2 separate regions of the Homo sapiens genome follow, and region 2 is linked to region 1. The links are chromatin contacts, found by Hi-C in ENCODE. All regions are on one chromosome and are shown on one strand. Each heading gives the region's core, a stretch centred on a gene start or an enhancer-like site at or near the end of the contact. The rest is flanking DNA. Distances are from core to core; before and after follow the strand shown.

Region 1 (6,605 bases), core at 1,150-3,649:
ATTCTGAATTCAACCACATATATTAAACAGATATTCCTGGTCAATACCTGTGTATATTTTAGTCTTTTCCAAATTGTAATGTGGGACCCTAAAACCAGACATAGAGAAAAAGCCCAAGTTGCAAAATACTTTGCTATTTATGACTTGATTGCAATAAGATTTCAAGAGTTCACAAGGACAATATGGAATATTTACTTATCTCAGGTCTTCTGACAAATATTTGCTATGCTTCTGTCATACCATGAGCTTTCAGTAGGGTGGGAAGAGGAGATTGAAACTGGTGGCAACCATGAGAGACTGCATGGTGGTTTTAACCTTTCTTATATAAGCCATGTTTATAGTTAAATTTAAAACAACTTTATTAACAAACAGATAACAGATACTAAACTACTGATCTGAGCAGCCACTGAGTGTTCCATACACTGACTCTGCTACAAGTCCTGCAATCTTGCCTAATCATTGTTTTATCTCCAGCATAGGATCTGAGAGTTGTAGATTCTCCATAAATGTCTGCCGTCTTGCACTTCAGTAAAAATGCTGCACAAGGTGCCTGAAAATTGTGCCAGCCCTTCGGTATCAGGGTGGTATTGGTCTAAAATTGCCTCATGGTAGAATAGGACTGGCAAGCTCAGAGAAAGGTTAATTCCTCCCCCCCACATTTACTTATCTTCCTGTTATCTTTGAATATATAGTCAGATGGATTTCAAGTCCTAGCCTCTCTAAGATATTCTAGAAAGAATTAACTGAAAGGTGATTTTTGGTCCTTACTTAGCCCATTCATTAAGTGGAAGGGCACCCCTGAGAACAGTGTGGTGGTGACAGAAGTCATTGAAATGGGACATGTCTAAATGAAAAGATAAACTGAGAGGTACAGGGTTAGAAGCTGGAAACAACCGGGAAAATTGACCTCCACTGGAATATTTATCCAGAGTCTAGTTCCAAAGCTAAAATGCAAAGGTTCTTGGATTTCTTCTATTAAGAACAGTAATAATGTCTTGCTTGCCTAATCTCATTTGATAATTTCTCCTTTCTCCGGGCTTAATGCATCCCTCACATATTTATATGCTCTGGCTTATATATCTTTATTTCTTGTAAATTTAGTTTCTCAACACCTACATATGTTCCTTGAAGGTGATGGGTATGTCTTTTATTTCTTTTATGTCATCCTTTCTGCCCAGTGCTTAGCACAGTGCAAGGCACCTGTTGCCCAATAATTATAAACAATTGACTCACTTGTATTGTATAGAACATCCATCCTGATTCTAGGGAGACTCAAGGTGGCAAATACATTAGATTGTATAGAACTCTCTGAGGTCATTAAGATCTTGGCAAGTGTGAGGGTGGCACAAAAGTTCATCGATAATTTTCCTTAAAATGCATGTTCAACTGGGGCTATCATATTCCCTGCAAAGCTGGCTTAAAGCTAATAATACCACCATCTGCTTTTATGTAGCTCTTTGCAATTTGGAGCTTCATTAATAATACATTACTCATTTTAGTGTCACTAAACCCTGTACACTGGTCAGGGTAAAGCCCTTTTCTCAAATGAGAAAATTGGAGTGCACAGAGATAAAGGACTATATGCACATTTACAAAATTATTGAGTGGCAGAACCACTCACAAAAGGCAGAAGCAAGCCTTTTTTCATCCAAAGGTAGAGTACTTCCCATTCCTCTGCACTGCTTAGTAGACTATTTTTCAACATGGTAAAACTCTCTGGGACAAGAGGAACCTGAAGATGTGGCCCCTTAACAAGAGATGTGGAGAAATTAGGAAAGGACATGCTTTCTTAATTCAAATTACAATGTATCACAAATTCATTTATCCAAAATGGTTTTCTAACCTGGACTTTACCTGGGCAACATTCTAATAATCTCCTTCCAGAGTATGGGAAAAGAAACCGAATCTGAGAAGGGGATAAGAATACTCCCTATTCAGTCAAAAGAAAGGGTTAAAATGTGATTGTTTAAAGATTTAAGGTGGAGAAGAGAGTCTTGAATTATCTAAATGTAAAAAAACTAGGGTAAAAGGCTGGATTTCCTTCGGAATGTCTTTTTCAGCTTATAGGGGAAAAGTTAAAGGGTGTGTGTCTGGGGGGAAGGGTTAGGGAGGGGAAAATAGAACCCTTTTCTTCTAACAGCCTTTCTTAAAAAATAAAAGAAAAGAGAAACAAATGTTTGTTTCTGTTATTAAGCCCCATCTATGCTTAAAAGTTAAATGAAATAGGGAAAGTTCAGGCACAGAGACGCGTGTTCTGATTTGGTTGTTTACCATCAATCAGACCGTTGCTTGGCAGACACTGGATGGTTATGAGCCTGAACAAGCTGAAAAGGGGCAGGAAAAGAAGTGGAGGCAGCATTCTTCCTATTTAAAGCTGCATCGCTTGAAAAAAGTTTTCGCAGACTGTGCTGGAGCTGGTGCTGAAAAAGGGGGTTTGCAGAGGCTGCCCTGGGGCTGGTGCTGAAAGAAGAGCCCACAGCTGACTTCATGGTGCTACAATAACCTCAGAATCTACTTTTCACTCTCAGGAGAACCCACATGTCTAATATTTAGACATGATGGCAAACTGGGCGGAAGCAAGACCTCTCCTCATTCTTATTGTTTTATTAGGGCAATTTGTCTCAATAAAAGCCCAGGAAGAAGACGAGGATGGTGAGTTTGCCATTTGCTTTGCTTGTAGTGTTTATTGCACGGTTTGGGAAATAGGTGGAATGTTAAGCCTCAGGAAGAGCGTGAAGAGGAGGTTCTGGTTTGAAGTTTGAGAAGGGGGCTGACGGATTTGCACCTGGAAAACGACTTGAAAGACAATTGGGATGTTTGTAAATCCGGAGCTTCTAGATCCACCGTTGGAGAGAGTACACTACTAAATTTTTCTGGGAAAGCCTACAATAAGTCCTTTTGGCTGAGTGTGAGAGTGGGACGTTTAAAATAAGAAAAGAGTGAATGCTTAAAACGGAGCACTAAAGGCATTTTAGTTAGAGGAGCTCTGTTCTGTGGGCTGGAGTTTTCAGAGCAAGGAAAAGTCGCGGCAGAAGCTGGGTAGGGTGGAGTCTTTTTGTACTGAACTTCAGCTGCTTCATAAAATTCTTTGTTTAGTAAAACCTCTGCAGCAACTCTGATAGCTTTGATTTTTCTTTGTCTTTGGCTCCTCATTCTTTCCTCTTTAACAATTTAAACTTCTTTTTACCATTTTCATTTGTGAAAATGTGATCACTTTTGCTTACTGGGAGGCAGTCTCGTTTGTTTCTCCATGACAGAGGCTGATAGAAGCCAGATTTCTTAAACAGTGGTATTTTCCCACCCTACTGGCTTGATTAACAGGACAGTGGTGGTTCCCGGTTGGATGGCGGAAGGCAGGAAATCAGCATGTCTTGTATATATCTTATTTGGCATGGAATATTTGCATGGACATTACCCCTTAGACCCAAGCTTTTTTTTTTTTTTTTTTTTAAAGATAAATCTTGCCTGGTGACCACATTTTTTTCCTATGCAATTTTCATATGTTACAGTTGGGTTATATGGTATGGTTAAGCAAAAATGCATAGCTGTTGTAGTATATAAGAAAATATTTAAATTGATTCCTCTATTAAATCTTTAATCTTGAGGGTTGCAATTTCAAATACAGACATGTACTCCTTTAAAATAAGCCACTGTAGATTTTCATCAACTCAACCATGTAACATCAAACTCAAGCTTTTAAAACTTTGGACATTCATTAACCTTTTCTATTACTTTCATATATAGACACATACATACAGGTATATATGTATATATACTATGTATATATCTATATTTTTAGAACAAATATCTGCTTCTGTGTGTTTTTGGTTTCAAAAAGTTTATAAAATTAATCTAGAGATCAGAAGTTCTAAAAAGCTTAAAAAGTGAAAATACGAATTTGTAAATGAATATCCAACAATCTGTCAGGAGTCCCATAGAGGGGGCACTTTCTAAGACTTGGAGCTTTTTATGTTACGTTTTATGTTTTTAAAATATGAGGTAATTTATAAAAGGTGAAAACTTTTGAGTTTCTTTGTAATGGCATGAAAAGCATGTGTTGTTTGGAAGGGTGGCAAAAATAATTGAATAGAAAGTAGAAGAAAACAGGAGGAGAAAAACACAGAAAAATTACAATAGAAATTGAAAATTTGACTCTAGAAAGAACAGTTTACTCCCCTCCCCCACCAAAACAACCAACTTTAATTTAAAACCTTTAATACCACTTTCTTTGTTAATTTATGTTAAAATGAATAAAGTACTTTAATAAAGTATGGAAATAATTGAATATGTGAATAAATGAAAGGACTGTTTCACAAGGTACATGAAATAAGCCATATTTTAAAAGACATTCCCAAATAGTTATAATTACTCTGTAGGTGTTTTTGAAAAATGAGCAGATAATTTTTCTTAATAGTAATTGACATAAATGTAAGGAATGTGATGCTTGATGCAAAAAAGTCCCCAACTCCAATCCAACCCCAGTACCCCCCGCGAACAGTATAACCAAATAGCACAGAAAATGGAATTCCAAACATCAAATTTTACAGAATGTGTAATTGCTTGCATATGTGTTGTAAAAAATTCCAGTATTTTATTTCTCAACTTAAGAGAATATAAGTGATAAAAATTCAACAGCAAAAGAAAGTCGTCATTGCCCTAATCAAACATAATAGAGAAAATAATTCCAGAGTATAGTATATTCAGAGCTGCTTAACTTATATTGTACTTACTTACTATGCATATTTTGGTTTAAGTTGATATTGTATGGATACTTGGCAATACTTTCTTTTTCCTGTTCAGGCCTATCACAAGCTTAATAAAGGTGTCATAATTTAGAAACTCCATTTGATTTTGAGTTTGGGGAAGAGTAAGCTTAGATCGATGCTTTAAATTAAAGAAATATCTGAGGCACACATGAAAAGCAAGTACATTTTTCAAATTTTATCTATAACAGTCACATAATGTGATATTTACATTTTGTACAAATATGTCTTCTTGGAAATGTGGAGATCTGTTTTTGCATGTAAGTGCATATTAATAAGTTTTTATTTTTTTCTTTCTTTTTATGACTTCAGGGTATATTTCCCTTTACTTGACTGTGGTTATTTACCAGAAATGTAAAATGTAATCTGAGTATGCCTGCCTGATAGAAACATATGAATGAGAAGATAAAAGTAAATAAATAAAGTTTTAGGCATTTTAAGCCAAAATCAGTTCCATTCTCACTGAGTTTTAAGAACTGATTTGATTTTCTAAATTTATAAGAAACTGAAAGGAGAAAGTTTGGGAGTTGGGCTGACTTTAGTTAAAACTAACGTAACAAAAATTAGGGAGTTAAAATGAAAAAAATCAGCTTTTAAAGAGTTTGTGTGGGTGTATGTGTGTGTGTGAAAAATCAGGGAGTTAAAATGACAAAATCAGCTTTTAAAGAGTGTGTGTGCGTGTGTGTGTGCGTGTGGTGAGAGTGTGTGTGCATTGGGGTGGTGGTCTTCAAAAGATTCCACATTTGTGTTAAGGAAAATGCTAGAGCATTTACAGTGTATTTATATTCCTAAGTTAATGCCTAGCATCTAGTGAGCTATATATATTCTTGTTATTAGAAGTAGGCATGCTTAATTTTAGAAAATAATCTTTGTTATGAATCATTGTATTCAACATGGGATAAGCAATGGAGAAGGGAAGGTGCAGAAATGTATCATTTTGTTTCCAAATACTGTAAACCTCAATGCTTTCAGAGGCCAGGCAGGTAATATAAACAAGTGAAGCAAGCCAGTGTTTGTACATCAATAGGTGATGATGGGGCCTGTGGAGAACTGAAGGTGCATGTCCACTTTAAGGCATTCAGAATTAACATTTTCAGAAGATATTGCATATGACAAATAAAATATATCTGAGTATATATTTGGCTCCCGGCCCATGAATTTACAGCCATCATGTTGCAATCCTACACTGATATCCTCCTGGACCCAAGCTAACTTTTGATTACTGAGAGATGAGGGGCTCACAGTCTTATATGTCATGGTCTCTTGCATTTTTATGATATGTCTGCCATTTATCTCATTGTTACGATACAAAAATCAGGAAGCAGATATTTAACACTCAGTAGTATTTGGATGACATCATTTTAAAGGAGGTACAGAATATGTATAAATATGTATACATAGCTTAAGATGCATGTTAACTCATAAATTGTTTTAAACTCATTACTGTTGAAATACATGCTATGAAACATGTAGGACATTCAGACTTTTATAGTGGGTACATGTAGCAGAACACAGTAGTTTAAACAAACAAAAAAAGGTTTTCTGGCCAGGCGCAGTGGCTCATGCCTGTAATCCCAGCACTTTGGGAGGCCGAGGTGGGCGGATCACCTGAGGTCAGGAGTTCGAGACCAGCCCGGCCAATATGGCAAAACTCCGTCCCTACCCAAAATACAAAAATTAGGTAGGCGTGGTGGCACAAAAATTAGGTAGGCGTGGTCCCAGCTACTCAGGAGACTGAGGCACGAGAGTTGCTAGAACCCGGGAGGCGGAGGTTGCAGTGAGCTGAGACCGTGCCACTGCACTCCAGTCTGGGTGACAGAGTGAGACTCTGTCTAAAAAAAA
Region 2 (6,605 bases), core at 1,699-4,198, 370 kb before region 1:
GTCTCTGAATATAGCGTAGTGCCAAAACATTGTTTTTCAATGTCAAAATAGAGTTCACTGGAAAATTTGGAGCTGAATTGAGGCATACTTAAAATAGAGCCCTCGAGCAAACGCTCTTAGCTATTCCTCATCGCCAGTCATTCCTGTTGCTGGGTGAATTATTCTCATTTCTAATTTGCAGATACAGGAAGTGAGAGTTTCAGAAAAGTAGACATATTCCCAGTATCAAGTTAGTGTCAGTAGCAAGCAAGACTTAAACAGCAGTACTTCCAATAAGAATTCTGAAGGATGTTAATTTAGTGGGACCTTGAACCTTGCTTAAAGGTAGATCCATATAAATAGGTCATTACTTTGTATTTCCCCACAATTTATCTAGCTTATGAAAACTACTGGGGAAAAATACACATCTTAATCTCATAAAACTCACACCTACTCCCTCCTACAATATATAATTTTAGGGGAGGCTAGTTTGAATTCCCAAATAGGTTGAGTCATTGGTGCCTGCTATGTGTCAGTCACTGAGCTCAGCACAGGAAAAACAAAATAATAGGATATCAGATGTATTTACTGATGTTTTGTAAGGAAAGGCAAAGCATACAAATAAATATCTTTATATTGTGATGTGGAAGGGCTGTGGTGATGTGTATAGGCTGCTATGGGAGGTTAGAGGGCAATGTCCAGACCAACCTGGAGTAAGAGAAGGCTTCCTGAGAAGACATGCTTCAGTTGTGTCTGTTCTGTTTGGGTAGTGGTTTTTTTTGTTTTTTTTTTTTTTTTGCTCATTCAAGAATTCCAAATAATCATGAAAATATAAACAAGAGAGTAAAACTCACCCAAAATCTCTTCACGAAGATCATTGCCGTTGACATTTTAGTGAATAACCTTTCCAGGCATGCATGTACATGTGTTTGCATACCCATAATTTTATAAAAATGTTGCCATACTTCACATGTTATTCAGTATCTTGATAATTTTTCATTCAACAATATAACCTGGATATCATTGCAGAGCAATACGTTTAAAATCATGTTACAATTTTTCGTGGCCATATAGTATTTTATCATACTTTATGCCTTTGTTTAGCCAGAGGACAATTAGGTTGTTTTCTGTTTTTCTGCTGTTTTAGATAATGCTATAATTAACATCACTGTGTTTACAGCTTTGGGTACTTGAGCAATGATTTCCACAGACAGGTCCCTGGAAAACTTGCTAGATCATAAGTTATACACATTTGAAATTTTGATTCATAAATGCCAAAATTCTCTCCAGAAAAGTTGTGCCAATTCGAATCACCATTTTCCTACACCTTTGTCAACATCAGATTTTGTCAATCTATTATATGTTTGCCAATCTGATAAAGAATTTTTATTTGAATGTGCATTTCTTTAATCAACAGTAAGGTTAAACTTTTCAATTTCTTGCCTATTTTTCTGATTTTTATGAATTATACATGTTTTTCATAGGCATGTTTATCATCATCTGATTGGTAAAAGATCTTTGTATGCTGGGGATGTTAATGTTAGTCTGTCGTATGCACTATGGCTATTTCACCTCTTTGCTTATTTGACTTTAATTTTGGTTTAAAAATATTTATGAATTGGGTCTATCAGTCTTCTCTATTTTGATTTCGAGTTTTGGGTGGGCTGTAAAAAGGTCTTTCCACATAGAGTTTTTTTTTTAAAAAACTCATATTTTTCCCTGGTACTTTTACAGTTTTATTTAAATAAAATTAAGCCATCTAGAATTAGCTGTGATATAAGAAATAAAGTGGGGTTCATATTAGTTACCTATGTCGAATAATCTTTTCCCTTGCTGATATAAAATGCTGTATAGTAATTAATAGGTGCTGGAGTTAGGCTGCCTGGATCAAATACTGGCTCCATTACTTACTAACTGGATGAATCTGTTTTCTCATTTATAAAACAGGAATAAAAATTCTATGTATCTCTTGGAGTTGTTTCCAGGATTCATACATTAGTGTATGTAAAGGGCTTAGAAATAATATATGACATATAATAAGAGCCCACTAAATAGCTGTTATGGGATACCAAATTCACATGTATATGTGGTACTATTTCTAGACCTTATTGTTGCACTCACTGGAGTCTAGAAATTCATGGGTCAGTACCAGTTCTACCTTTATAACATGCATGGACAAGTTCTCATTCTTTTTCAAAATTTTCCTCATTCTTTTAGCATATTTATTTGTTTATTTATTTAGAGATGGAGTCCCACTCTGTAGCCCAGGCTGGAGGGCAGTGGTGCAATCTCGGCTCACCGCAAACTCTGCCTCCTGGGTTCAAGCGATTCTCCTGTCTCAGCCTCCCGAGTAGCTGGGATTACAGTCACCCATCACAAAACCTGGCTAATTTTTGTATTTTTAGTAGAGACGGGGTTTCACCATGTTGGCCAGTCTGGTCTCGAACTCCTGACCTCAGGTGATCCGCCTGCCTCGGCCTCCTAAAGTGCTGGGATTACAGGCTGGAGCCACCACGCCCGGCCAGCATTTTTATTTTTCTATATGAACATTAGAATCATTTTGTCAATTCTTAACGAGCTCATTGAGATTTTGATTGGCAATACAGAGAATGTTATTTGGAAAAGTTGACTTCAAACCTTTTAATTTTTCTTTCCATTAAATAGCGTGTCTTCCATTTATTCAAATCTTTGTGTTACTTTATGGTTTTATTTATATGGGTCTTCATTTCTTAATACTGAATATTCTGAGCTAAGTCTTGAAGGATGAACTGGAATCAGCAAAATAGAGGGAAAAAATCGTTTAGTGGCCTCTCTTTAGTTGCCAGAAGTCATAGTTATACTTGGAACACTCCTACTTTTAGAAATAACATTCTTTAGTCAGTCCACATGAGATACAACCAGTGAACTAAACTGGAAAAAAAAAAAAGATGTGGTCTTTCCTGCAAAAAAGGCGAGTGGGGCAGACAGCCAGTGTGAGAAATATTTATGCAGCTGTTGCCTGAACTAGTCCAAAGAAACTTCTGGTGACTGTTAACAATAAACATGTTTAGCTTGCTAAAAACCTATTGATTTATTTAAGAAAAATCCAAAGTCTAATATGTTTTCAATCAGTGTGTATGAACCAAGGAATGTGAATGTTGGTGAATGTGTGTTTGTGGGTGTTTTGAACAGAACTCAACCTAGGCAAGTTTGTGAAGTAGTTCCAGTTTTCCTTCATTTGCCATTTGATCTCATTTTTAGCCCATCTCACCTCAACCTCAGAACCACGGCCTTGGAATACCACTGCTAGGGTTTAAATTTCCTGCCCAGGTACTAACTTTCTGTGTCCTGTCCAAGCTAACACTAAATAGAACCCTCTCCCTCAAATGCTGAGTCATGGATAGCTGATCTTAGTCAATCTTTGCTTAGCTAGGGATGAAATAAACATCAATAGACTCCCCTGTCCTTAAAGTGAAGTAATGTACCTTAAGGTACTTTTTATCCAGAGTTCTTTTTCAGACCTCAGAATTTTAAAGACATTCACGATCTCCCACCCTGTGACTTTTTATTACTACTCTGTACACCACCTAGGAGTATAGGGTTGCCCTTGCTACTCCCCCAAGCCTTTAAAAAATATTATATATATTTGGATCAGGAGACTCATTCTATTCTCAGGGCAGACTATCCAACCTACAAGCCAGCTGTTGAAAAATAATACTTTTGTGGCTTTTTCTCTGCTCTACAAGCTGGATTGGTCTTAGACTTCCTGTGACACAGCCAGGAAGAAAAAACTCATCCAGAATTGTCCTCATGCTAATTACATTTTATTCATTTCTCCAACTTCAAAAATACTGGCAGTTCCAGTAATAAAGTGGTTTCTTCTTTCATTCAACATATACTTACAGAGAACCTAGCAATAATTGTAAGAGGCAGGAATAATATGACAAATTTTTTTAAAAGATTAATTAATTAAGCAAAAAATATTTTTAAATGATCTAAAATTAGATGTGATGATGGCTACTCAACTCTGAACATGCTAAAAGCCTTTCAGTTGTATACTTTAAATGGGTGAAATGTATAGTATGTGAATTATATCTCAATAAAGCTGTTTTTAAAAAGCCATAGAAATCCAAATACCTCAGTGCCAAAAAAAAAAAAAAAAAAAGAAAAGAAGCATAGTTATCAGCTTAATTTGATAGAGTAACCGACTGCTATGAATTAAAAATAGCTAAAGTAGCTTGAGTGGCTGCTTTGGAGTAGGCCGTTTATGTACAGTCTCTTTTAATGTTCATAGTAAGCTTTTGAGGAAGGCAACGCTTATCCTTATTTCATAGATGAGAACTTGATGCGTAATGAGGTTAGATACCTTTGTCAAAGCTAATGTAGTTACTAGGGGATACAGTTGGGATCTAAGCCTAGACACCTGCCTCCAGCGCTTAACCTCTGAAACACTGAGCTAATCTGAATACTCAGAACTGGTTTGGTTTTTGACTGCCCTTCACAGTAAACAACAATTATCCTGAATATTGGATCATTTCTGAAGACCCAGACAAGTTCTTTCACGTAGTTGTGGCTTGATTTTGAAATAGGATCTACAAAACAGTGACTTATATACAATTGATTTTCAATCTATAATTTGGTAGATATTTTCTGGAAATAATAATGTCTATCACATTTTACAACTTGAATTACATTTTAAAGTATCCTAGGCTAGAGCAACTTGCTGTGGGAAGTGATCCCTATGCCTCCTACATAGATACAAATGGTGAATATTTTTCATACTCATTTACCTACATTTTTAGATTTCATTTGTTTCAAGCAAGGTACTCGACAACTGTTACAGTATCAAGTTCTTCTACATTTTTAGAAATCCCAGCATCATTGTAATTGAATATGTATCCCACCAGCTGAGGGGAAACCAAAGATGTCCTTTTGAAGAAAGTAGTCTCCCATCCCTCTGTAGGTGAGTTCAGACTCCAAGATAAATTAGAAATATAGACCAGGATGATTCATTGTCAGCTTGTGGGGAAGCCCAAGAAGACCAACATTTATTACTGACTGTTCAATTTAAATAATTAGGCAAAGCTAAGCCTTGTCTCTTGCAAGAAATCTTGTACTAAAGAGCAATAGAAATAACTATGTTTGCAAATTTTGTCTATGGGGACGTTCTTAAGACTAAGATTTAAGATTACTTTTTCCACTTTCAATAGAGTTTATAAGCATATGAAGCTTCCTTCTTCTGTTTCCCACCCCTCTTTTCCAAGTCCCCAGCCATTAGCAGCCTATGGAACATTTGTAAGAGAGGTGTTATGACGTTTCAAAGATAAAGTTACATAATCTAGTGGTTAATGCAAATTTAACAAGATATTTAAGATCAAATAATAATTTCAACCTTCTGCTCATATATTGGCTGGGAACACAATTTCTTGGTGTGTTAAGTTGATTTTCCAATACAGTTTTTAGTTTAAATTAACAGTCTTTCTTGGTTGTCTATTCGAGGCCCAGAACAAACCATTGTGAGGGCTTATAGAGATGAATAAAATAGAATCCTCACTTTCTAGGAGCTTACAATCTAGCAGACAGAATAGATAAGCATGCTAATAACTCTAAAGCAAGGCCTATTGGTAAAGGCTGTCAGCTACTACATTTGTTGAGTGTATGCCATGAGCCCATCTCTTTATTAGGGCTCATGTTAAGTGGAATAAAAAAGGATCAAATAAAATGCTAGCCATCACAGATCCTGTTAGTCTGTCAGAAAACGACTTTATGTAGAATATGGAATAAGTAAGTCTTTGGCCATAAAGGATGCATAGTTGGGAATAATCCATTTCTATCAAATCCTTTAATTAAAAAAAAGAAAAGAAAGGAAAAGAAAAGAAAAGAAACAAAGAAAGTTGTCTAGTTTGGCCAAAGAAGAGTGATGTGGTTTGGCTGTATCCCCACCCAAATCTCATCGTGAATTGTATTTCTCATAATCCCCACATGTCATGAGTAGGACCCAGTGGGAGGTAATTGAATCATGGGGGCCGTTACCTCCATGCTGTTCTCATGATAGTGAGATCTGATGTTTTATAAGGGGCTTTCCCTCTCCTTTGCTCTGCTCTTGTTGCCGCCAAGTGAAGAAGGATGTGTTTCTTCTCCTTCTGCCATGATTGTAAGTTTCCTGAGGCCCCCCCAGCCATGCTGAAGTGTGAATCAATGAAACCTCTTTCTTTTATACATTACCCAGTCTCAAGTATGTCTTTATTAGCAGTGTGAGAATGGACTAATACAAAGTGGGTACCTGTGCAGCACTGGCAGGTGATGAGGAAAACGAGAAGAGTATATCCACAGTATAGCAGTTACAAATACTGGTTTAGAATTTATGTCTCAGTTTGAAATTTATAGAGAATGGGGGAACAAATGTTTTTCAGCTGAACTTTTGGAAGGTTAAAGCGGATGAACAGGGAATAGTTTAGAATGCAGCAAAGAGAGGCTGAGATAACAGGGAGCAATTTAAGCCACCCAGGTGAAAAGTAATGAGGATCTGGACTAGGACGACTCAGAGGCAGAAAATTTACATATCAGAAACAGAGACAACACGGTTCTAGAAAAACGGGATATAAGAGAACAAGAGAAAAAAAAAAGTATGATGACCACAAGGTACA

What was found. A loop is a pair of places that touch in the nucleus more often than their neighbours do.
Region 2: a loop to region 1 is called in a map of tibial artery, with 5 times the contacts of the local background. The contact joins the enhancer-like site here to the promoter of COL5A2 in region 1. A Hi-C loop is called at or near these places in 2 of 168 maps with a recorded cell type or tissue (Caco-2 and tibial artery).

The regions. Positions count from the first base shown.
Region 1 is chr2:189,175,555-189,182,159 of GRCh38, reverse strand. It overlaps COL5A2 (collagen type V alpha 2 chain), which reads left to right and starts at 2,399. Exons shown (of 54, transcript NM_000393.5): 1 at 2,399-2,652. The coding sequence starts at 2,556.
Region 2 is chr2:189,545,959-189,552,563 of GRCh38, reverse strand. No RefSeq gene overlaps it. Among named protein-coding and RNA genes, the nearest start is that of SLC40A1, 32 kb to the left of the region's middle. Within about 2 kb of position 2,948, at least 7 of the 41 ENCODE cell types and tissues checked have a DNase peak (open chromatin) inside an H3K27ac peak, as active enhancers do.